Linked DNA regions of Mus musculus: region 1 is linked to region 2. Evidence: chromatin loops called from intact Hi-C (ENCODE). Cell type or tissue: gastrocnemius. All regions are shown on one strand. Each heading gives the region's core, and the rest is flanking DNA. Links, peaks and the distances in the headings are about the cores only. Region 1 overlaps Tsc22d1 (TSC22 domain family, member 1). Region 2 overlaps Nufip1 (nuclear fragile X mental retardation protein interacting protein 1).

Region 1 (12,402 bases), core at 2,088-10,087, 350 kb before region 2:
TTTTGCAGAAAGCAGCCATGTTCTATCACACTAGACTAGAGACCAGCACTTGGCATTATTAATAGGAAAACTAACGCAAATAAAGGAAAAAAAAAAAAAAAGCAAGATGGAATCAGGCAGCGTTTAACTGCCCAGGTGCATGCCCTTGCCAGGGCCTCTATCCCTTCCCTTCCACCCCTCACTGCTCCATCTTAGTCCTTAGTCTACGCAGTCACTGCTATCTAGAGGGTTTCCTGATAACAACCACACTACATTGTACCGTTTAAGACACCAGGAAAGCCTGGGATGAGGCTCAGAGAGCATTCCATCATAAAAGTTAAACTGTAAAGCTCTGCTATATAAAACAGTTAACATTTAACAGAAAAACTTTGATTTCTGCATAACCACGAGCTTGCTCTGCACGGAACCAAAGGGAACCTACAAACATACAAGCCTGCCACCTTGTGGAACACATGCAGAATTACAACCTCCGAGCTAAATGTACTAAAATATACTAGATATTAAAAAACAGTAATCAAGATAACATATCCATTCTAAAACATTAAATATTAGTGGAGAGGTCCACTAGCATTCATTCAACTGGTTGTTATTAATGTTTTATTTAGTGAAATCATTTGGAATCAAAACTAAAGTTTCTCTTTAGACATGAGCAGAATTGCTCCCGTAGATAGTGGAATAAACTTGGGGTCTCATCCCCTCTTAGTTACAATAGCCACCACCTATGCTTAATGAACACAACACGGCAACTCCACTGCCCACCAACAGCACCACTGGACCAATTTTACCCTATGAAGGAGAATTCCTATACAATCTTTACTATTTCATAATTAGACTGCAATGAGTCCAAACTCTCAGAAGAATCTACTCATTACTTCTTGATAACAAACTGCCACAAAAGAGCCTGGTCTAAAATAGCGAATAAAAGACAGAAAAAACCATTGACTTTTTCCGAGTACCTGCTGCAGTCATGGATTTTTCAGAAAGCAGTAGCCTTTGGGGAAACACAGCCTCCTTTGACGCTGAGGGTTAGCCGTGGCTCTTGTGAGAACATGGGCTGCCAGGTTACAGAAACTCCTTGTGAATGTGGCTCAGTGCGATCCACAGAGCTTCCGATGGCCCTGGGTCTGGTCCTTTCCGGGTTCCTATAACAGTCTGCGTGTCCACCTTGGGGAGGAAATAATCCTACGGCCTAAGGGACTGACAAACTCTTAGAACAGTGCTAATGTACTTCCTGCTTCCAAGGATTTAGTTATTAAACCTGGACAGGATGGACAAAAGCTACAGAGACAAAAATGGAGAATCTGTTCCAAACGTCTTTTTTTTCAGATAAGGATTCCATCTTTTGGCGAAGTGTTTTCCTTTGTTCTGTTTTGTTCTTCACAAACAACAAAACAAAACTTGTAGGCGAGAAGCAGGGAGATCATTACTTTTTTTTTCTGCTCTACAATTCCATCTGAAGGAAACTGGAAAACTGACTATCTCCAAATCTCCAGAGAAAGGCTTCTCTCTCCCGTTGTGAGCCAGCATTCCTCAGGATGAGTCAGCATTCCTCATGCTGAGTCAGAGTCTCCCCCCACCTTCCTGTCCGGCCCTTCAGCCCCTCAGCCCCTCAGCACCAATGGCATACAATGGTATATCTGTGTCTCTTTCCCTCTTACCCACACACACACAGCAAACATCTAAGCACCGGGTCTTAAGAACGAAAACATGAGGAGCCACAGTTACCCTCCGAGTATGGTATTAATAATTCAAAATGGTTTAAGCTCTGGTATCAAAGTTAAGAGCTAACTGTGCTATTCAACTCAATTTCTTTTCTCTCTTTCTCTTTCTCTTTCTCTTTCTCTTTCTCTCTCTCTCTCTCTCTCTCTCTCTCTCTCTCTCTCTCTCTCTCTCCCTCCCTCCCTCCCTCCCTCCCTCCCTCCCTCCCTCCCTTCCTTCCTTCCTTTCTTTCTTTCTAAAGTCTTACTCTGGGTGTGGTAGCACACACCTTTAGTCAAAGTGCTAGGGGTTTAGAGGCAGGTGGAGCTCTGTAATTTGAGGCCAGCCTGGTCTACATAGCAAGGAGAGCTAGACAGTGAGAGAGCCTGCCTTTAACAAAAAAAGGGGGGGAGGGGAGAAAGGGAGGGAGGGAGAGGAGGAGGAAAGAGGGAGGGAAGGTCTCACTGGATGGCACTTGCTGGTTGGGAACTCTATGGAGAACAAACTGTTCACATCTCCCTATCCCCCTGCCCCTGCTTCCAAGCTGCTGGACTTGCTCATGACCTTGTACCGTCACGCTAGGCTTTAGAAAGAATCTCATGTAATTTATCTGCCAACTGAAGCAAAAGACTCCTCTTGTCACCATCGCCATCCAGTCCTCCAAGTATTTTTAAAGTAGCTCTTAAGATTTCCTAACTAGGGCTGGCGAGATGGCTCAGTGGGTAAGAGCACTGACTGCTCTTCTGAAGATCCTGAGTTCAAATCTCAGCAACTACATGGTGGCTCACAACCACCCACAATAAGATCTGACACCCTCTTCTGGTGTGTCTGAAGACAGCTACAGTGTACTTATGTATAATAATAAATAATAAGTCTTTGGGCCATAGCAACCAGAGCAAGTGGGGTTGACCTAAAATTTCAATTCCCAACAGCCATATGAAGGATCACAACCATTTATACAGCTACAGTGTACTCATATATATGAAATTGTAATATCCAAAATAAATTCAAGACTACCCAGTACCTTCCCCCTTCAAAAGGACTTTCCAAACTGTACTAGCAGGCCAAGTACAGAGTCAGATAAAAAAGCTGGCTGACTAAACAAATATAGAAACATAGTTTTAACGGTCAAAATTACTAAGCTTCCAAAACAAGATTAACAATTCCTTTGTCCCGCCTCATACTAAAAACCTCAAGGACAGACAAAATGAGAGTCACCCTCCACAAACCAACCAGTATCTAAAAAGGTTATTGGCTACACCAATTAAAATAAGCCAGACTAAACTGGTGCCTATATCTGGCCCTTACAGAGTTATAAAAAGTGTGTCCTTTCTTTGTTCTGGGTCTCTCCTCCAGCCTGCGTGCTGAGAGGGGGTTCCCCAACCTGTTGGATAAGTAAATTCCTCATGCGTTTTGCAACGATGGCAATTTCTGTGGTCTTTGTGAGTGAGGGTCTTTTGATAAGCTACAACAAAATAAATAGATAATTAAAAAAAAAAAAGATTTCCTAACTAAGAAAAAGAAAACAAAATGGCTGAACTGGACTTAATGCCAACCTCCAAGAGGACAGCAGCCAACTGCCTCCCCAGGTAAAAACCAGTGTGTGGGGGAGTGGGGGTGGGGAGCCAGTTCATCCCTTACTAGAGCCACAGTTAGTACTCACAACGCTCTTATCTCTAGATCACAGTACAGGCTTCATGTATACAATGGTGGCCGTCCTCCAAGCCTGCCTTTGCCCCCGCTCCCCACACCAGGTCCAACTGACACTCCTGGGGGACCAACAAGTGCTTCAGATGAAAGTTCTCAAGTTCCATCTGACCCTCGAGGCAGTTTCTACTTAAAGGGGAAGCAGCCTAATTTATTTATGGTGACACACTATGACAGAAAGAGTAAAAAAATGCCATGATACATGGTAGAGGTATTTACCCCATTTCAAAGGGTTAAGGGGCACAGGAGATTGTCATGGGGCTTTCCGAGTTAACCGTTATGACCTCTGTTGACCATATCTACCCAACCCTAGACCTCAGAGAGATTCAGTGAGAGTTTCCGCAGGCCTTGAAATGTGTTTGTATGGCGAGAGGAAAACTAGTGGTAAACAGCAAAAGGATTTAGGAATGAAGGAAGACTTGGGGAGGAGAAAATCTAACAGGGAAGGAGGGAGGAGAAAAGATTAGGAGGAAAGGAGGGTGGGAAGGAAGACATGAAGAGGGAGAATAGGAGGGAGGACAGAGGAGGGAGGAAGGAGGAGAGAGAGGAGGGAGGAGGGAAGTAAAGAAGGGAGGAGGGAAAGAGGAGGGGAGGAGGGAGAAAGAAAAGAGAAAAGAGCTGACAGGAAGAGGGAAGGGAGAAGTTGAGGGAAGGAGAGAGGGAAGAAAGGAGGAAGAGGAAAGAATGGAGGAGGGAGGAGAGAAGAGGGAGGAGGGAGGAGGGAAAAGGACCCAGTGTCCCAAATAAGCCGATGATGACAATTGCCACCAAAACATAGATCATACAGTCACTGAAAATTAATATTCTAACAGAGCTTGAGGGCAAAACAGATTTAGGGTTTTCAAACTCAACCACGATGTGATCACTGGTGTAACAGGAAACGAGGCACTGATGTCCACCCAGCTCCTACTTCAGCAACCACAGAAGCAAACCGTACGCGAACCGTAAAGCCACGGGTGCAGCTTCTTTCCAAGAACCCAAGGACCAAACCATCAAAATCGCCTCAGAAAACACAAGTGTTAGCTCTACGTCCGTGGACAAAGTATAAATTTGTAACATAATATATGTAGGTAACTATTAAAGTTGACTCTCCTTTTTTTGTTGATTATCTAAAAATCGTCAATATGCAAAAGCAATGATCGTGTGCGCTAGTATTTTACTTTTATATTTTAATTGTGTGTTTGATATGTGTGTATTTGTGGTATGTATGTGTGAATACAGTATGCGTGTGGGGGAGGTATGTATGTATGTGTGCAGTATGCACAGGTATGTTCTCCCTGCGCATGTCGTGGGGAGGACAGACATCAACACTACCTGTTTCCCCACCACTCTCCACCTTATTCTTTGAGACAGGGTCACTGAGCCTGGAGCTCACTGTTTTGGATCTGGCCATCTCCACCCTCTAAGCTTTTATGTGGGTGCTGGGAAACACAACTCAGGTTCTTGTGTCTATGTAGCAAACTTGGTGCCATCTCCTCGCTACATATTTATTACAAAAGAGTATTCGTAACTACATGACTCGACACATCGACCATTGTGAATAAATGCTGTTGGTGAGTACTGCACACCTATAGCCCCAAACACTTGGAAGATTGAGGCGGACAGACCATAAAGTTCTAGATCAGCCTAGGCTATAGTGAGACCCACTAAAGAAGCCGCATGGGGGCTGGAGAGATGGCTCAGCAGTTAAGAGCACTGACTGCTCTTCCAGAGGTACTGAGTTCAACTCCAAACTCCCACATGGTGGCTCACAACCATCTGTAATGGGGTCTGATGCCCTCTTCTGGTATCTGAAGAGAGCAATGGTGTACTCATATACATAAAATAAATTTTAAAAAAAGATAAAAATAAACACATGTAAAAACAAATAATAGAGGCCTTCTACTCAGAGATAATCCTTAAGTTTAAAAACATAGCCAATGTTAAAGTATAATCGCTTAATACTTAATAATTAAAGCTAGCATAAAAATAGACTTTTCAGGCTGGAGAGATGGCTCAGCAGTTAAGAGCACTGACTGCTCTTCTGAAGGTCCTGAGTTCAAATCCCAGCAACTACATGGTGGCTCACAACCATCTGTAATGAGATCTGATACCCACTTCTGGTGTGTCTGAAGTGTACTACAGTGTACTTAGATATAATAAATAAATAATTAAAAAAAATTATCCTAAACACATCTTACTAAGAAATTAATCATCATTGACCAATCAAAGTTAAAGTTAAAATCATTCTAATGTATTTTCTAAGATGGAGAATAAAAATAACATCACTAGCCAGGCAGTGGTGGCGCACACCTTTAATCCCAGCACTTGGGAGGCAGAGGCAGGTGGATTTCTTAGTTCGAGGCCAGCCTGGTCTACAAAGTGGGTTCCAGGATAGCCAAGGCTACACAGAGAAACCCTGTCTCAGAAAAAAGAGAGAGAGAGAGAGGAGAGAGAGAGAGAGAGAGAGAGAGAGAGAGAGAAAGAAAAAAGAAATTAAGTTCTGGGGGCTGGAGAAATAGCTCAGCAGTTAGGAGCACTAACTGCTCTTCCATAGGTCCTGAGTTCAATTCCCAGAAACCACTTGGTAGCTTGCAACCAACCCCAACCGTAATGGGATCTGATGCCCTCTTCTGGTGTATCTGAGAACAGCAACAGTGTACTCATAAATAAACAAATCTTTTTTTTTTTAAGAAGTTAAATTCTAAAACAATAAAATAACAACTATAACTTTAGACACAGCTCCCCCATAATTACTGTGCACTCAATACTGGGCAGACCTGTACACCAAGGTAGCAACAATAAGTTTTCATGTAGAATAAAACTACAAAATGTGTTAAGAAACACAAGAAACAAAATGTAGCTAACCTTGAGGTTTAAAAAGGCTAGAACAAGCTAACAAAATCTTACATAAATTGTATGTTAACATACCGAAGTTTGGTTAGCCTGAGAATTTGAGATTATTTCTCTAAACCAAAGTATATGGAAGGACCCAGAAATGCTGAATATGAGAAGTGAAAAAGGCAGCAAATGAACTCAAGAAACTCGAAATAACCTCGCTCAGCCCGTTTTAATCCAGTAGTCTTTGTCACCATGATCAATTTGAGTGTTTTAAACCAAGAAGTGTGAACGGTAGCATGATCAGTAAGTTTTAAAGCTATCAAGAACATTCCTCGGACTACTCTGAAGTCAGACTTCCAAACACTGGCTAACCTGGAACAGACACTGTCGTTAGAACAGCCAAACACCCAGATTCCACACAGCAGAGACTAAATGAAAGTCCCCACAGCAATGCCCCAGCTATGGGACAAGGCTTCAGGGGAAAACAAAAAACAAAAACAAAAAAAAAAACAGATCCAGATGTACACCAAGAAGAAATTATGCCTACAAGACAGCAGGTGGCGCCAACACACCATGTCCTATTAGAATGCCTTCCATATCCTACAACTTATTTCTATATGTAGAACCCCTGCTACCTAATGATTTTATTTATGTAATACTTTGTAATTTTTAGGACATTGCTTTCATTACTCTGAATACACAGGCACTTTATACACCCATTACAGCTATTTTTAAGATGCATTGCTTTAATAAAAAAAATTAGGAAATGTTAAATATAAGAAATATGCTGCCACAAAGCTCCACGTTTAAAAAAGCAATGCCTAGAGTAGAAAGCCATCTGTGTGTGAAAAGGCCGTGATGAGACCTTACTCTGTTAACCTAAACTTTAAATTTAAAGTACATGTAGAGTAAAATGGAGTAAGAACGGAGAGAGTATGAGCAGGTAAAGCCGAAAGTGCATGAATGCACTGAAGCGCCCTCAACTCAGCCTCACAGGCGGAAGATAGCTCCCGTCAATTCCAGAAATGCTAACATCTTCTTTGAAACCAGTTCCTTCTATAAGAATTTCATTTCTACATGGGACTATGCAGAACATGATCATTTGCAAGCTGCAGAGTATACCACACAGTCCTCGTCCCCTGCCCCACTAACCCATCCCAAGAGCTTCCAACTGATGTAGACGTGCACAGAACTTTAGTTGGTCTGTGGCAAGAAATGTGCCTGAGCATTTCTTTCTTGTTAGTCTAGGATGGAAAGGCAGCTAATGACAGAAATGGCTAAGCCTGTAATAATCACAGCAAACACAACGGAATGTTGATAGCATGAGGCAACTACACACCATTCTAGAAGTTAGTCCAGTTGTTGACTGCTACTGCACCACACTGACACTGGCTGAGGGGTGCCTCCCACGGCACTGTAAGTCAACAGAGGCTGCTCACCATGGGGTATGTGTCTTGAAACCACAGAAGACACATGGTGCTCCACTTACATGACATCACAGGACGACGGACAGAAAATAAAACTTAAGAGAATGGGAGCTCTGCCTGTTTGTCATTAAGGAGTCGTAGTGGGAGGCAGTGATGGTGGACGTGATCCAGAGACGTTGGCACGACCTAGACATACACATACTTGTAAGGTTTTAAGTAACATTCCAAGTACAAGTTTGCTGGGGGGGGGGGAAGTAATATAAACAGAATACTAAACAAAAGCTAAGCCCTCTCCCATCCCCTCCCCATTCCTGCTTAAACGTTTAGTTCTCAGCATTCTCATTTTCGTAGAAGCCCATCTGAAACCCCACTAGTTGGTAACCACACTGAAAATATAATCTTTTTCCAAGGGAGAGTTTGAACAGAAGTACCCTACATTTGTAATTGCTGTTCCCAGAAGGACATGAATTACTAAACGAAAATTTCAGTGGTAGGCAGGAATCTCCTCCCCGAGTGTTACTGTCAGACAGGTCTCAGAGACACCCAAGGCAGCACAGGCTCCCGTCACCGCTCCTACCTACCTACAATAGCTCTGCAGCGATAGCGTGCTGCAGAAACTCCACAGGACGCAGATCAATCTGAAACTGCCCGGAAAGTCCCTGCTGTCACAGTGCTGAAGGGGCAAGGCGGACTGCAGCCAGAGAAAGACATCAGTGCCCTGACTTCAGTGCTGGACCCTCACTTGCTACAGTAGCGCTTGTCAGGAAAGACTATCAAGTGGGGGTGTAGCCACAAGACTGTCTATCAGGGTAAGCAACAGCAATCCTGACTGATGCTGGCATGCTCCACAGGAGGGAGTTCATACTTGATACTATAGACCTAGGCAAAATCCTTATCTAGGGATGTAACAGGCCAGGAAGAATCTACTGGTATCTGTTGTTACTGTTGTTTTTCTACATGATCACTTTACCAAACTGCCTTCTAAACATTTCTATCCATAGCCTGGCGTGGCTCCCAACCTTAGTCAGAGAAGCATCTATGCCTGACTGTTCACAGTGCCGCTAAGAAGCTACCACGAGCCCTCAGCCATGAACGGGACACAAGGAGGAAAGGATGTAAGGACAGATCGCAGGGCAGAGTCTCCGGTCACGATGTGGCTGCTGCACGCTTGAACACTCAATCTGCACAAGGTCGAGCCAGATCAGAAGGCCGGCGAGAGGTGGGAGGGGCTCCCGAGGCCCCGCCCCTAGTGAAGCAGCTACTGCCTTGGGAGAGCCGCTTTCTCTAGGATGGTCACTGGTGAGGAGCCGCATTCTCCAGTGGATGAGCCCACACTTGTGCACACATGGATGGCGCTAGCTGGACTCGATGGTTTTCAAAAACGTACGTTCATTAAAAAATTATGAAAGGAAGGAATGGACTCGGAGATATGAGGGAGGGATCCTGGGGAGTCGTGGCGGGAGGCAGTGACGGTGGACATGATCCAGAGATGTTGGCACGACCTAGACATACACATACTTGTAAGAAGGTTTTAAGTAATGTTCCAAATACAGCAGGGGCGGCCGTCCTGACATTTACAGCCGATTGAGTTATTTCGGCCTTTCACCGTCCAACAATTCTGCCAATAGGAGTGGTCTTCTCAATTAAAAAACAAAACAAAACAAAACAAAAACCCTCAAAGCCGTATGTAGTAAATACTAGATTTCTTATTAGTTTTCCTAGGAGACATTTCAAAAACATACCACTGGTTCAGAAAGACTAGCTAATGAGGGTCACTTTCAAAGCCAGAGTGGGGGACCCGGGGACTGAATACTTCAAGAGAGTGAAACAGAGAGGATGCAAAATGAAATCTTCCTGCCATTTGTTGCTGTGAAACATCTAAAACATCTCATTAAGAAAAGTAAGCCAACCCAATTAGAAAGGTATGAATCAGAAGGTACAGTTGACAAATCATTGGAATAAAGGAAAATGCAACTGTTGCGTGGGTAACATCAAACTTGTAGAATGACTAAATACAAATCTAAAATTACAGGACGATAGTTCATGTACATCGTGAGGAGTGGAATGGGTAGTAACTGGGGTTGAAATCTAAGGGATTCGGTTTTGTTTTCCTTTGAAAGTTGGTCTTAGGATAATTTCAGACTTTTAAAGTTGATAACACAAATGGGATGAATGAGAAGACCAGCAGTGTAACCCAGAACACCCAAGCTAGGAAGGGAGTAAAACACAATAGGTAGAAAAGCAAAAAACAAAACAAAACAAACAAACAAACAAAAAAACCCCAAAACAACAGAATCCTGAATCTAAACCAAGAATTGGAGGCAGGGGGTAGATGGAAGTCACACAGTGGTCCTAACTCGCCAGGGAAGGGACTTAAGCTGCCACTGCCCGCACCGAGTGCCTAGGAGACAAACTGAGTCTCACGGGCATGGAATTGGGAAATCTGGAAAGTAGGGAATGGGAGTATTGAGCATATTAACCTGGAAAGATTATATGCTTTGCAGAGACAAAACCGAGTCCAGTAACAGTTAAGATGATAAGCACTACACCTACATGGTTTATAATATGTTAACTTATTTACCTCTTAACTAAGGCTTTTCACCAAACTACTGCATGCAGAAGACTGAGAGGTGGTTTTCCCACCACCCGAGGACAGTCCTTAAGTAGTGCCATTCTAGGACCATGAAACAAAGGTCAACCCATTCACACAGACGCCATCAAACTTCTCAAGAAACTTCAGTAAAGAAATCCAGCAGGCAGACTGCTCTGTTCCCACTTGACAGCCAAGTAAACGGAGACTGGAATCGAGTTACCCGACCAAGCTCACCTTGCTAGCACATCATGGAACCAATATGCAGATTGAGCCTGGCTCCACGACCCTTGCTACTATAGTCAGGCCACTCTGCTACTATGAACCCTTCCTCCACATGGCGATTTTCTCTGGCCTATACCTTAAAAACCTGCCCTTTTCAAATATTTATAAATTAATTTCAGTGATTCACAGTGCAACACCAGGCATGTAAACTAAAGACCACAGACAACTTCCCCTGGACCCCTGCAGTAGTGGGCTTACCAAAGGTGTTCAGCATTTGCCTGATTGATCATTGTGACTAACTGCAGTTGTAAGACAGTGATAAACAGAGGAAAGTGAGACTAGGCAGGCGGGCGGGCGGGCACAGCTCGCACAGCACAAACACGCCTTGGGAAAGTCAGCCACAGGACCCTATTAGCACAGGGAGCACTCTGGACAGCCTTACAATGCAAACGTCCATAACCGGTACTTCTCAAGTTATCTAAGCCTAGGATGAAGGCTGCTAGCTCTGCTCCCGGGCAGGTACCCCCAAGATACAGATTAAAGCAGAGGACATAAAGATGGAGCCCCTAGAAGTCTGCTGGGGCTCCATTCTTGGAATCTATAAACCTAAGTAAACTTGGTAGAAAAAGGGAGAAAATAAATGGTCTCTACCCAAAGTACAAGAAGCCATACGCAAATACCTTTGAATTTTCACAGAGCTGTCGTTGCTAATAGGTTTGTAAATCATCCCGAGGCCCAAGATGTCGTCAGTTTGAGAAAAGAAGGGGTGAAGATATAATCTACAACATAAATTTTTTTTTCGGTATTTCCAACTCTAATGCAGAGCAAACCGGAGCATTTGCTGTAGAGACATCTTTACTCTGAGACAAAGGCGGTATAGACAGGTGACACGGAAGCAAAGCTGGCCACTGATAATGTGGGTCGTAAGTATCCCATCACGGTCACTCGATCCTCTCCCTCCCTCCACTTGAGCTACTCAAACCCAACCTCAGAATTCCTGGCTGTTTCTGCTTTTTATTTCAATTAGAAACACTTGAGACACTTCACCACTAAAAATACGCTAATACTGTCCGGACAAAACAGAGCTTGCATTCCTATAGAGAGACAACCCTGTCAAGCATGCCAGTTAATATGCCTGGACTTCATGCAGGAATCCCAGCCAAGGTAAAACAGAGCCCCTGCTGGTGCTTCCTACCAGTACTTCCAAACACATGGAAGACCTCCAGCCTGGAAGAGGGTATACATTGTAACCTGATATTGTCCAGGGGAATAAAACCAGCTCAGGCCATTCAATCCGGCTTTGCTTACTAGGATAAAAGTCTTCTCCAAGAGAAGAATTATTAGCATTATTTTAACCCGTTAGGTACTTTTAAAGCTTCCAGAAACTTTCCATTTAAAGTCTTCAGTGAACGGATGAAAAATAATCTAAAGTGAAATGAGGGTATCATTTGCCCCAGTGATAATGGCTATCATTCCTTCAATCAAGATCATGGAAAATAAAACTGATACCCAAACTGACATCATATGTTTAAACCGTCCGAGATTTAACATGGAGGCCAGCAGCAAACCTTAATCTTCAACACCCCTTCTTAAACACCCTAGTTGAATTTGCTAGCGAAATGCATGAGCATGCGAGGGAGCTGAGAACCCTTGTACCGGGAGACAGTTCCACACTGCTCCTGGGCAGCTGTGCTCTGCATATAGGCATGCAGAAGGCTGTCTCCAACAGAGGCCGCCGAACGATTGACTATGTTCTCCAAGTATTAAAACTATGTGCTGTTCTGGCATCCAGGGGCTCCATAGTCGTCATCTTTGTATGGTTTCGGTTAAAATGTGTATTTTTGTTAAAACGACATTAGGCTTGTTTTATCCAAACCATATAATTAAACAAGGAAACCACATGCTCTTTGTTAAACGATCCCAGAAAGTTTTTTC
Region 2 (12,402 bases), core at 2,075-10,074:
CCAAATTGTCCCATCAGCTGGGACCAAGTATTCAAACCTATGTGTCAGAGGGGCCATTTTCATTCAAACCACCACCTGCATTAATGATTCTCGTGACTTTAACACACAGAGTCAATTTAAGTTATTATGCCAGCAGCAGGACTGCTGTCCAGGGAGGCAGAGCTTCACTCTGCTTGCTGCCCTCACATCACCTCTCTCTTAATCTAAGAATTGTATGAAAACTCTAAGGGGCTTCCACCCCTCAGTTGGCACTCAATGTAACAGTGCTTAATCTTTATCAAGCATTGCTGCTGGAGCAGATTAATAATTCAATAACCACCCTAGGAAAGAAGGTAGAAATGTAGATTAGCAATGGCCATCACCCTTAGAGAGAATCTGGAGAAGCAGACTGTTAGCAAAGTTAAGATGTTTCCTTAGTGGCTCTGATGTAGAAAACCTTGGGGAGCAAAGGAAAAATCCTTTTTTTTTTTGGTTTTTCGAGACAGGGTTTCTCTGTGTAGCCCTGGCTGTCCTGGAATTCACTTTGTAGACCAGGCTGGCCTCTAACTCAGAAATCCCGCCTGCCACTGCCTCCCGAGTGCTGGGATTAAAGGCGTTTGCCACCACCAGCCGGCTTGTTTTATTTTTATTTGGAGTGAATCTTTGTGCACGCCAAACAAGAGCTCCTCCACTGAACTACAGGAATAGCCAGAAAGGATCTGTCTAAACTCCTTTCCACATCTTCAGCTCCTATATTCACATTTTTCAGACAAACTCAGACCTTATCAGAGTACATGTACAGTACTAGTGCTGAACTAGGAGTCAGACCCCTTGGTTCACGTTCGGGCTCTGCAGCAGCTAACAGTGTGAGTAAAGTGAACTGCTTGGTCCTGAGGTCTTCTCTCAATGGAAATCAGAATACCACCTGCATAAAAGGCCCTTCCATGGGAAAGAGGTAACACACCCAAAGCACACGGAGCACGGCATACCTTACTCAGTAACTATTAGCTGTGCTTACTTTTTTATTTCCATTCCTCCTAATCTTATCCCTCTGTACTTAACCCAACACTCCACTCTGCCAAGACCCCTCCCCATCCAATCTCCCTCAATGCACACACTGCGTATTTATGTTATCTCCCATTCAGCTTACCAGAGTCGCTGTGGATCAAAGCACCTAGAGGGTCCACATTAGCCTTGGATGGAACTTCAGGCTTCGAATCTCTGGCATGATTTCCTAGTCCAACGACTGCTCTCTGCCTAGCCCCACCTCTTCTCCATTTATGATGTTTACCAGGACTTCTGATCTTTGCCATCTGTGAATGTCTGGACATGCCCTTCATTTTGCTGAAGTAAGAAAAAAATGGAGCAAAAGAAACATGGATGTTAAATTGACCACTTATTCCCTAAGACAGAAAGAGCCCAAATTAAAGAAAGGCCCAGACTTAAAGGTTCACACCCCACAACCTAAGTCTCATTCACTTCTAGCTACAAGTTTCCAAGTATTTCCTAAAATAGGGCTCTGTTGTGCCATCACTGGCAGATTTTCTTAGCGTGTGCCATTCTCAGATTGTATGTAAGCATGTCTTATAAAACACACCCATTCTTATTTCATTAAAAAATTACTTATTTTTAAGGGCTTCAAGGTTTGCAAAGCATTTATAAGTATGTCACCTTCAGCAGATCTTCTCTTTAAGAAACACTCAAGTAGGTCCTCTGAGTAAAAGGACAATGATGCCTGACAGCTCTGTATAACGAAGAACACCTAACAAGTAAGCAGCTAGGGTTAACAGCACTAGCCACCACGTCCTGAACTGTGTCTGACCTGTGTCACCACCAGCAGATGTGTCTGACACCATCCTGACCCCAAATACCAGTGACAAGTACTTCCTGATACAAGAAAAGTTAAGAAGTACATCCCTAATGTATACAAGCCACTCCACATCAATATGTATGCAACCAAATTTATAACTCCTGAAAATTAAGGACGGCAAGCCCTCTGAGGCTGGAGAGGCGGCTTGGTGGTTAAGAACACATCAGTCCCTTCCAGAACTGGAGTTCAGTTCCCAGGATCAACACTGGGTGGTTCACAATCGCCTTTAACTCTAATTCCTGAGATCTCACACCCCCTTATAGCCTCTATAGGCATTGTAATTATGCGCACAATTCAGAGCCCCCTCAATACACATAATTAGAAAAGAAAATTTAAAAACAAATACCTGAAGAGATATTTCGCCAAATGAATAAGTACATAAGATGCTGGATATTGTTAGTAACATTACCAAGCACTGAAAGACAGACAGACAGAAAGATCGTGTGTGCGTGTGTGCGCATGTGCGTGTGTGACAGAGAGAGAGAGGTAGAGACAGAGAGAGCGCTAGCATCAAGTAGTGCATATAGGATTTGTATATGTAAACAAGTAGTGCATATAGGATTTGTATATGTAAGGCCAGTAGAATAAAATGGAAAAATTCTGAACAAGAAAGTGAGAGTGGAAAAAAAAAAAAAAAAAGAAAGTGAGAGTGGAGGGAAAGGAGACCTCATGTTTTACTGACAGGAGAGCATGGCTGGCTGTATGACAGATCTACTTTTTATTAATAAGCAACTGGCTAACTGCTTGAATGACAACAGGTGATTGACTGAAACAATCCTGTGGGGCATCCTTGGTTACACTTCCTACAAACATCCAAATAAGAGTTTGCTTGTCTGAAGGAGCACAGGGCAGCATGGAGGGAAAGGACTGTTCCAACCCTACCACATGTACAAGGTAGCGTATTTAAGATACAGTCAGAATGGGAGCGGGGGTGGGGGGGTATGAAGAGGCTGGCGTGCTCCCTCTCTTCCTCTTAAGCACAAGCTTTTGAAGGAGCGCGGAGGACGCACATGGACAGCGTCCAGGAACTCACCCATACTGTGTGGTTGTCAACACTTCTCCTCTCTTTGCCTTTTCCAGTTGTAACTTTTTCTTCCTTTCAATATTGGCCAGAGTTGGGTAGTTTCTAGGGAAAAAAAAATGTAAAAACATCACAAACTTCCAATTGCTTCTAAAATTTAAGAGAGAAAATGCAGTTCATGTGTCAGTGTCTCAGCTGTCCACACAACTCTGCACCCAGGTAAGGAGCGTGTGCTAGAATTACAACTGCCTAACTCACGCAGCACGTGCGAACTGCTCTAACGTCTCTGCTTAGCATGCACCACACACAGAGAAAGTACCTGCCTAGCCAATTACTCTTGCAGAGATACACCATGCACACACAAAGTCACCAACATAAGAGACATTCTCAAACAACAGTCTACTAAGGAGGACAGAAAAAGCCTAAGCATAGCTGCACCCAGGAGAATACACTTTTCTTTGGGTGGGGTGAATTATTTCAAAATGAAATCCACAAAGAAATGCACATGAAAGCAACTGGTCTGAAACAGTGCCAACAGAGAGCACTCGGTGGAAAGGTTTGGAGTTTGTTCTCAGTAAGCTAAGTAATACAAACAACTCAAGATCACAGAAAGAGTGGCCACTACCACCAGGGAATTATTTTATATAAAACATAAATTGCCTACAGGGAACTGAGTTGCCAAAGGAGGCTCAACCTACAATGTTGTACTCAATCCAACAGGTGATAGCAAACCACAGAAAAGTTCTAAAGAGCTAGGGAGATGGCTTAGTGGTTGAGAGCACTGACTGTTATTCAAAGGGCCCAGGTTCAATTCCTAGCACCCACCTAGTAGCTTACAACATCTGTAACTCCATTTTCAGGGAACCCAACATCCTCTTCTGACCTCCCTGGGCAACAGGTACACACATGGTGCAGAGACATACATGCAGGCAAAACATTCATACACACGAAATAAACCACTTTGTTGGACAAAGTAGCACACACCTTTAATCCCATCACTCAGGAGGCAGAGGCAGACAGATCTCTGATTTTGAGGTCAGCTTGGTCTACATAGTGAGTTCCAAGACAGCCAGAGCTATAGAGAGAAACCCTGTCTAAAAAAAAAAAAAAAAAAGAGAAAGAAAGAAAGAAAGAAAGAAAGAAAAAAGGGGAGAGAGAGAATGAATGAATGAGAATCCTAGGCAATGCACACCACTGATTCCATTTCTTAGCACAAGATGTATGGAGATGCCAGCCCTAAAATCTGGCAATGAAACAAATCTTCATAGTATAGGAAACATGAAGGAGTGAAACACAGCCCTCACCACTCAGGCTGATGATCATCAGAAACACCAACTAAAGTTCTGCCACTTCTTCCATCTATCACTGGACTGGGGACATAGCTCAGAGGGAGAATGCTTAGCATGCACATGCCCTTGGTCTGACCGTCACTAGCACTAAACTAACATACACACCCGCATTATCAGCTCGTGGAGCACAGACAGTGACAACTATTGTCAGTTATCCCGTAGTCTGGAGACAAGACTGGAAATGGCTTTGGGGAGTGGAGAGAGAATGGGGAAAGGCAGTGAATTTCAGTAAGGACAGTGCAAAGCATGTACCCAGCTATAAATAGTGGCCGTCCATAAAGAAGAGATGATGACTGCACGGGCTATGAATAAGCACAACAGGCAAAGAGCAAGGTCGTACAAGATGAGAACCTGACAACAACAGATACTCGTGAAAAGCAAGCATGACCTAAGGTTTCACAAAGTGGACTCTTGGCACTTGGATGAGCGTGACCTCTTCCCCGACATTCAGGGCAATGCTGAGGAAAAATAAAATTTGGAGTGGCTCAGTAGAAACTCCAAGCTGATGAGGAGGGGGGAAAGTAAAGCCTTCGTAGGAAGACAGGCACTGTGGCAGTGGAGCCGACCTTAGCACTGTGGCAGTGGAGCTGGCCTTAGTAGAGCTACTTTGTGGGCTCTTTGTATTTTTTAAAGAAACCAAAATCTCTGCCATGCCCTGCATGCCCGCCTGTAAAAGATGAGAGAAATGCTTAGAGAACAGCCTTCAGGGAGAATGGGTGACAGCTGTTCCCCATCTGTAGACAGGATGTAGAGAAGCCAGACACCACAGGCCCTGTGGTGGCTCAGCACCAAGTTCAGGGCTACTCAATGCCCTCCATGCAAAGGGGGCAGTTCAGCGTCCTACTGATGTCTTTACAGGATGGAGTCCACTAGTGGGTGAAACTGCTACTCTGCACAGTAAGCCAATGCTTTCCTTGCACTCAAACTGCTGCTACTCTTACTGTTTCTCCTAGGCCTATCCCAGACAGAGCACAGCTCCTCTCTCTCTCTTTATTAAAAACCGCTCGAACACAAGCTTATGCCACTGTAGTTTAATTTCAAAGTCTTTCTGAACGTCAGAAACATACACCCATTAATAAGAGGTAGACAGGGAACTCAGCCTGAGCTGGGAACAGCAGACAGGGGCAACGATGGGAAGAGAAAAGCTCCACCTAGTGGACATTGCCTGGGAGACAGGCTCTCCTACTTTGTAAGCACAGTGGGCCCTCCAACTTTGGTTAGTCTGAAAGATAACATAAAGATGTAACTTTTTTTCCTGGCTTTAAATCCATAGTCCAGGGTCTCTTTCACTTTTCTAGCAGAATGGCTACACAGATGTTAGCACTCTATTGTGCCAAAACACACACTGGCTTCCTCCAGAAGAGCACCTTTCACTAGAACAGTAACCTTCAAATTAAAAAGCATTTTGTTGTACCAATGTGGAATTCACTCATTTTAGGGTACACTCTTCAAAATCTGAGACTGATGCAATGTAAAATACATACTTGCAATGGAAATGTCTGAATATAACACAATATGATGTTATATGGATATATACAATGAAAGTTTAAAGATAAAATAAATTGGGGCTGAACAGATAGCAAGGCCGTTACTGGTTGCTCTTCCAGAAGACCCAGGTTTAATTCCTCATGGCTCACAACCACTGTAACTCCAGCTCCAGGGGACCCAGCATCCTCATCTGGCCTCCTTGGACACTAGGGATGCAAGTGGTAACAACAAGCACATAGGCAAACACCCAGTCACACATAAAACAAATCTAAGAATCTTTCAGTTCTTTAAAAATACACATTGAAAAATAAAGATAAAATAAGCGGAGAATAGATAGCTAGAAATAAAATTTAATATTTTTAAACTGCTTAATATTAGAGTACATGTCTTATAAATCTATCAAATGAACCAAAATAAAGAAAATATTTCCCATGTCTTTTTTTTTCCTGCCAACCTACCCCATTTCTCCCTTTCTAAAATGCCTTGCTTTCTATATTTTACAGGCAGAGCAGCACAAGGTCAGACACTCCACCCCAGCCTCCTGAACACCAGGACTACCGACACACATCCCACACCTAGTTCCCTATCCTGCTAATGAGTATGTACTAACGCTCCTGAATACCTGAAGGGGCAAGACCCAAGAAGTAAGATGTGAAAGAACCTCAGATGAATTAAAAGGTGCACAGAACACTTAACATCGCAGGTACAATAAATGTCACCCCAACCGCCACTCCCGTGTCCTCTCTGGCACCCCTCATGCTCTCAAGTCCCTAGTTCCACTTCATCACTCAGTATCTTGCACCCATTCATCTCCCAGCACTTCTGACGATGGTCACTGAATACCTGCAATCTACACTGAAAGTTCTACGTGAGAGAAGTCATGGAAAGCATGGAAAATTTTGTCCCAGCCCTCCTTTATTCTAGAGAGTAGGGGCTGCCCATGAATTTCACTCATAGTTCTGAAACACAACCAATTTAAAACTGTGTCACCACGCACAGTAACACACAGCTGCATATTCTCCCTTTTGGCAATTCTGTTTGGGGGACATTCCAAGTTCACGCCCACTAACACAGTCTACTTCTAGATAATGAGGTCTGCATGGAAATCTACTTAAAGCTGACGCACACCTATTGCTTTCCTAATGAGAAGCTGAAAACTAGGCTCTGTTTCCTTTGTTGTCTAGAGTGTGGGAGTAATATGAGAACAGATGTGAACCTTCTGTCAGGCAAAATCAGAACAGGCAGTGAAGAGCAGTGCAGTCTCCCCAGCGCCAGCAGCAGCAACAGTACCTTGAGCTTGTTTTTTCCTAGGAAGGATGGGCCGCTTTCAAGTAAGACGTGGACGCAAGGCTCCTGGAGGACACAGTTAACTGATGCAGACCTTCAGGCACTCTTCCTCTGAATGCTTCCCTAGGTCAACCAGCAACGCTAGAGTCCAAACCTCTCCCCAACCAAGTTTGGCAGTTTCCTTTGAAGTGAAGTATATAATCTCTGCATGACCACCCAACACCACTTCTGGGTACTTATCCAATACAAACATAAGCCTATATTCAAAGCACAAACGCACACACAAATGTTTATGGAAGCTTTAGCAATGCCAAAATACTCTCACCGCCTCTCAAGTGGGAGATGAAGAAACCACTGTCATTGATAGAGCGATACAATGGGACAGAAAAATACTCTGAAATGAGAATGAACTAGTACTACACCCAACATGCATGACTTCTGAACCTCAGAAGTCTACATGCTGCATGGTGCCACATACATGATTTGACAGTACAGAACCACAATTGCTAAGTGGTCGGGGAAGGCATGATTTAACTGGGCGAGGCAGGATGTAACACTCTCTATGGCTACTTGTGATAGTGTCCATATAACGGTGTTTAAAAAGTTACTTGCTATGTGTATTATACCCTAGGTGTGGAGTGGAGGGTGGGTAGCTCACTTTTCACAGCAAGCCCTCCCAAACAAATCTACTTTCCAAAGCCTCCTCTTGCCTAATGAAAGAACTGTTTGGCTAAGCAGTATTATCCCCACGTGTTACTGTTAGTGTTTCAATAGCATGTAGCTTTCTAGGCACCTCATATATTTGTTCACTATTTCCCATTAGAGTGAAAGTCTCTGGCTTTGGGAATCTTAGCTATAAACAGCAAAATGTTTAACTTCTCAATTACAAAATGCCTGCTTATGAGAAGACTCAGCTGATAACAGTACCTGTGGCTGGGTCTCATGACCTGAGCTCAATTCCTGCAACACACTCGGTGGAAAAACAAAATCAACTTCTAAGTTGTCCTTTGACCTGGATTCATACACTTGCCTTGGCATGCACATACCCACGTACATACACATATATAGACACAGATGTACAATAAGTTAAAAATCTTTACCTCTAACCTTCAAGATAAATATTACCAAGAAACTAGTAAAAGACACGGTTTCCATTAACAAATGGTCTAAGATTTCCTGTTAGCACTTGACAATCACCTCTTCCACCAGAGACTGTTTTTCCTTGAGTCACTTGCTGTATGGTCCACAAGGGGGCAAAGTTCACCTTCACAGAGAGAAAAGCCACTTAAGAATGCAGGCTTTTAAATTGATTGTCTAGTGATAACAATCTGTTATTAAAAACCACAGCAGTGAGTCAACTGGATGGCTCAGAGGATAAAAGCAATTGCCACCACGACTGACAACCTGAATTCCACCCCAGGAATATACACACACACGCCTTTAATCAGAGACAGGCAGATCTCCGAGTAGGAGGCTAGCCTAGTCTACAGAGTGAGTTCCAGGACAACCAAGGATATAGAGAGAAACCTTATCTCAAAAGACCAAAATAAATAAATAGATAGATAATTTCAAGCCCCATTTACATACATCACATACACCACTTCTACCTATGGCACTGGGTGACATAAACAGCCACGTAAAAGATGTACTTACTGGTCCAATATTAACTTATTCAAGAACACAAAATGCAAAATAGCTCTCCAAAATGGGACAATACTGGACACAGCACAGTATTTAAAGACGGCCAAGGCTTTTTTGTGAAAACCCCAAAAGAGGCAGGAGTCTGGTCGCTGAGCCAGTGTGCAGGACTTCAGGGATGGAGAAGGTCTCCCTCTGAGACAGAAGCAGCATCAAAACAAAAGGAACAAGTGAGGAGTTCAGCCCTGCTTGGTGACATACCCTTGTGATCCCAATACCTGGGACACTGAGGCAGGAGGGCTGTCATAAGTTGGAGACTAGTCTATTCTACATAGTGAGTTCCAGCAGCCAGGGTTATTTAGTATATTTAGTAAGAGTCTGCCTTAAGATAGAAAAACAGAAAGAAAAAATTGCAAAATAAATAAAATAAAATAAAAACAACAAGAACAACAAAAACCAAACCCACAAAAGTCATCAAACGGTCTAAAAGGCCATGTGACATAGACAAAAAGTCTACCCGATACCAAAATCTTTGAAATAATGTAGAAATGTTTTACCTGAAGGACAGCCCACATTTAGAATCGTGATTACCAGTATTCTAAGAGTTTCAACACTTTAGCTAAGAGAAAATGTGCTTGGCAAATGTTGCAATTGTACAGCCGGTCATTTGTGTAACAGAATAACAACTACAAAATGAACATCTCATTTTCTACCACAGGAGAACCAAGAAAACACTGAGGTTCTCACTAGTCTAGTCAGTCCCTCAAGTGGGCGAGCACCACCAGTTCACCTGCAGAGTATATCACAATTGTGTGGCTTTCTGAACAGAGCTTAGAAAGCAGGTCAGGGAAGAAAAATGGAACAGTGGAGCTCAGATGTTGATGGGGCTCGTGCGAAGACCAGAAGGGCTCACTGCAACCATCAGAGCTATGGATGGAAAGCCATTTCACATCCCTCAAAAGAATTCAACATTTATAAAGAAAGCTAGCACCACTGAACTAGACCAGCAGCCTCCAAGTCATCCAACTACCGCAGAGAAAAGCTAGTGTCCAACAGGTCATTTCTATCCCAGCTAGCAGGGAACCACCTTCACTATCCCTGCTGTGAGCTTTCCAGACCCTGAGTGTCAGACAGAAGGTGGAGTCACTACTTGTTTATCCTTCTATACAAAATAATACGGAAAGATCTGATCAACACATAACAAAGACAGAAGAGCCCAGTGCTAGTGGGGAGGTGGGGCCATAAGAGGTAAAACAAGAAGCCACAGAGTGGCTGTATTTACAAGCTATGCTCTATGCTTAAGAGGTTCAGGTAGCTTTCTCAAACTCTGAGACTAATTTCATGTCAGGCTGGAGGGCAAGGACCTGTAATCCTAGCTACTAAGAAGACTAAGGACGAAGGATCAGGACTTCAAACAACCTGGGCTACTACCTGAATTAACATAGCCTGAACACCGGAGCCAGTCCCGATTTTAAAGCTAACGAGTTGGTGGAGATTAAAAGCACTGGCTGCTCTTCCAGAGGACCCAGGTTTAATTCCCAACAAATACATAGTGGCTCACAACCATTGATAACTCCAAGTTCCAGGGGATCCAATGCCGCCTTCTGGCCTCCTCAGACACTTAAGCACACATGTAGTGCAGACATACATACCAGCAAAACTGTCAGACACATAAAATAATAATTAACACAGCTAGAGACTGTGGCATGGTGGCAGAACGTTTGTCTAGTAAGAGCAAGGCCTTAAGTGCAATCCCAATGCTACAAATGAACACATTTAAAGCAAGTGAATGAGCTCTTGTGTCTGACCTTCCTTAGCTTAGTTCTAGAGAGCAGTACTACGGTGGCTTAACTGAGACTGCCCCCCAAGACTCATGTATGGAAACACTCAGTCCTAACTGTGGCACTGCTTGAAGAGGTTATGAAGCCTTGATGGACAAAGTATGTCACCGGCAGCTCACTTTCAAGGGTGATAGCCTCACCCCCACTTCTAGCTCACATTGTTTCCTGGTTTACCAACACAATGTGATCAGCCAGCTCCCCGAGGCAGTTGCCTGCTGCCTGCCACACCATTTCTGTTATTATAGACTCTAAATCTCTGGAACCATAAGCCAAACTAAACTTCCCTAAGTTGCTTGTGGGTATTTTATCAAAGCAACAGAAAACAAACTAACACAGTAACTGCTTCTCAAAGTGCACAATCAAGCTAACAGTTCTAGCCCTGTCTTCTGTTACAGAATCAAACACGTGAGAGGAAGTCAAATGGAGCTCCAGGCAGACTGTTCCCAAGCGCACTGCAGCCAGACATCAACTACGCCATCTCTGCTAATATAATGCAAAGCCATAAGTTACACAGCAAGGCTCACACCTCTTAAACATTATCACAGGAATGAGTCCTGCACTCTCTACAGGTAAGGACAAGCACATGTCCATCTTGTTCACTGCCCCCGTTCTGCGTAGCAGAAGACATCATTCAGCTATGTGGTCAGACAAAAAAGTAAACATAGCAATGTACTGTGCACTTTAAATATTAGAAGCCCATTATTTCCCCAGCCACTGAACGTTTAGTAGGTGGCATGGACTCTTCAGAGTCCCTAGAGTCCCTGTGTAGTATATCTGTTATTTAACTGGAAAGTTCCTATAAATCTCTCCAAACTATATTCAATAGCCTCATACAATATAACTTACCACCGTTCTCTTAGTATCACCATTATAAAATAATTCAATGAACTTCACTATCTAATAAAGATTTTTTTTTTTAACGATCAACTAACACCATTCTCTGTCACAATGAACCACTATTGAAGAACACAAAACGAGGCTCAGTCCCTTTCAGTGGAATACACAGTGTTATAAAGATCACACTTCTCTTTTCAGATTCATTACAACCAGCCCGGCCATGATGTTGCAACACCCAAGTCTTACCCAGTAAAACAAAGTTATTTATTGGTTCATAATTCTTTACTCACTTTCGTCTCTCTTCCCTCCATCTTGCAATCTCCTCTGGAGTGTCTAGCTTGATCTTCTTCATACCAGGAGCATGCATCTAGGGGCAGAAAGCCTGCTGAACATCAGGAAGCATGCTTGGGAGCTTAACTAACCGTGACATTGTTTTCAACATTGAACTTACAAGCAGAACATATCTTAAGCTAGCCACCATTCTCATTCTAACTCATTCTCATCTCTAAAGGAAGAGCACCATTTTTCATGTAGCTAGAACAGTGCTATCGATGGACAGCAGCAGCTTAAATTTTATTACAGATACATAACACATTTAATTGATATTACACATCCAAGTGACCAACTTAGCAAGAAAAACTGAAGGTGACAGCTGAAGCAAGTTTTTCCTTTTATTCTAATGTGTGCTCATGTGTGTGCCCTCAAGACACCAGGACACTGGATCCCCAAAGCAGGATCCTGTACAGACAGCTGTCTACTGTCCAATGTGGGTGATAGGAAATGAACTTGAGTCTTTTGGAAGGGCAGTACAAGCTCTTGACTGCTGAGCCACCTTGTCAGCATCCACAGACAGGATCATTTTAAGAAGCATGGTATGGGAAAACCAACACACAACTTGCAAGTGCAAGAATCAGTTCTGAGCAGGCAACTCATTCTTTCTAATCTTGTCAGGAGAAGTTAATATTTATCTATTTTGCATGGTTTGAGACTAAAATAGTGTAAGAGATATAAAACTTCCTTACAAAGTAGAAAACCCTGCATGGATATTACTAATTGTTAGCATACACAGAGAAACATTTTAAAAGGGTGAAA

What was found. Hi-C counts contacts between places; a loop is a spot of excess contacts. Peaks named below come from ENCODE experiments on the same cell type or tissue, not always from the same donor. Only the 100,000 strongest peaks of a DNase experiment are listed, where the experiment ranks them.
Region 1: it touches region 2 in a loop (10-fold over the local background); 19 of 42 quality-filtered maps call a loop at or near these places.

What each region holds. Positions count from the first base shown.
Region 1 is chr14:76,467,983-76,480,384 of GRCm38, reverse strand. The region is part of intron 1 of Tsc22d1 (TSC22 domain family, member 1); the gene reads right to left. Among named protein-coding and RNA genes, the nearest start is that of 4930444M15Rik, 47 kb to the left of the region's middle. In gastrocnemius, for the core only: CTCF peaks have their summits at 6,022 (motif pointing left) and 6,787 (motif pointing right); a DNase peak (open chromatin) is centred at 6,784.
Region 2 is chr14:76,115,059-76,127,460 of GRCm38, reverse strand. It overlaps Nufip1 (nuclear fragile X mental retardation protein interacting protein 1), which reads right to left. Exons shown (of 10, transcript NM_013745.5): 5 at 11,601-11,677; 6 at 2,883-2,975; 7 at 1,130-1,323. Among named protein-coding and RNA genes, the nearest start is that of Nufip1, 10 kb to the right of the region's middle. In gastrocnemius, for the core only: CTCF peaks have their summits at 5,379 (motif pointing left) and 8,243 (motif pointing right); a DNase peak (open chromatin) is centred at 5,360; H3K27ac peaks cover 1,479 bases.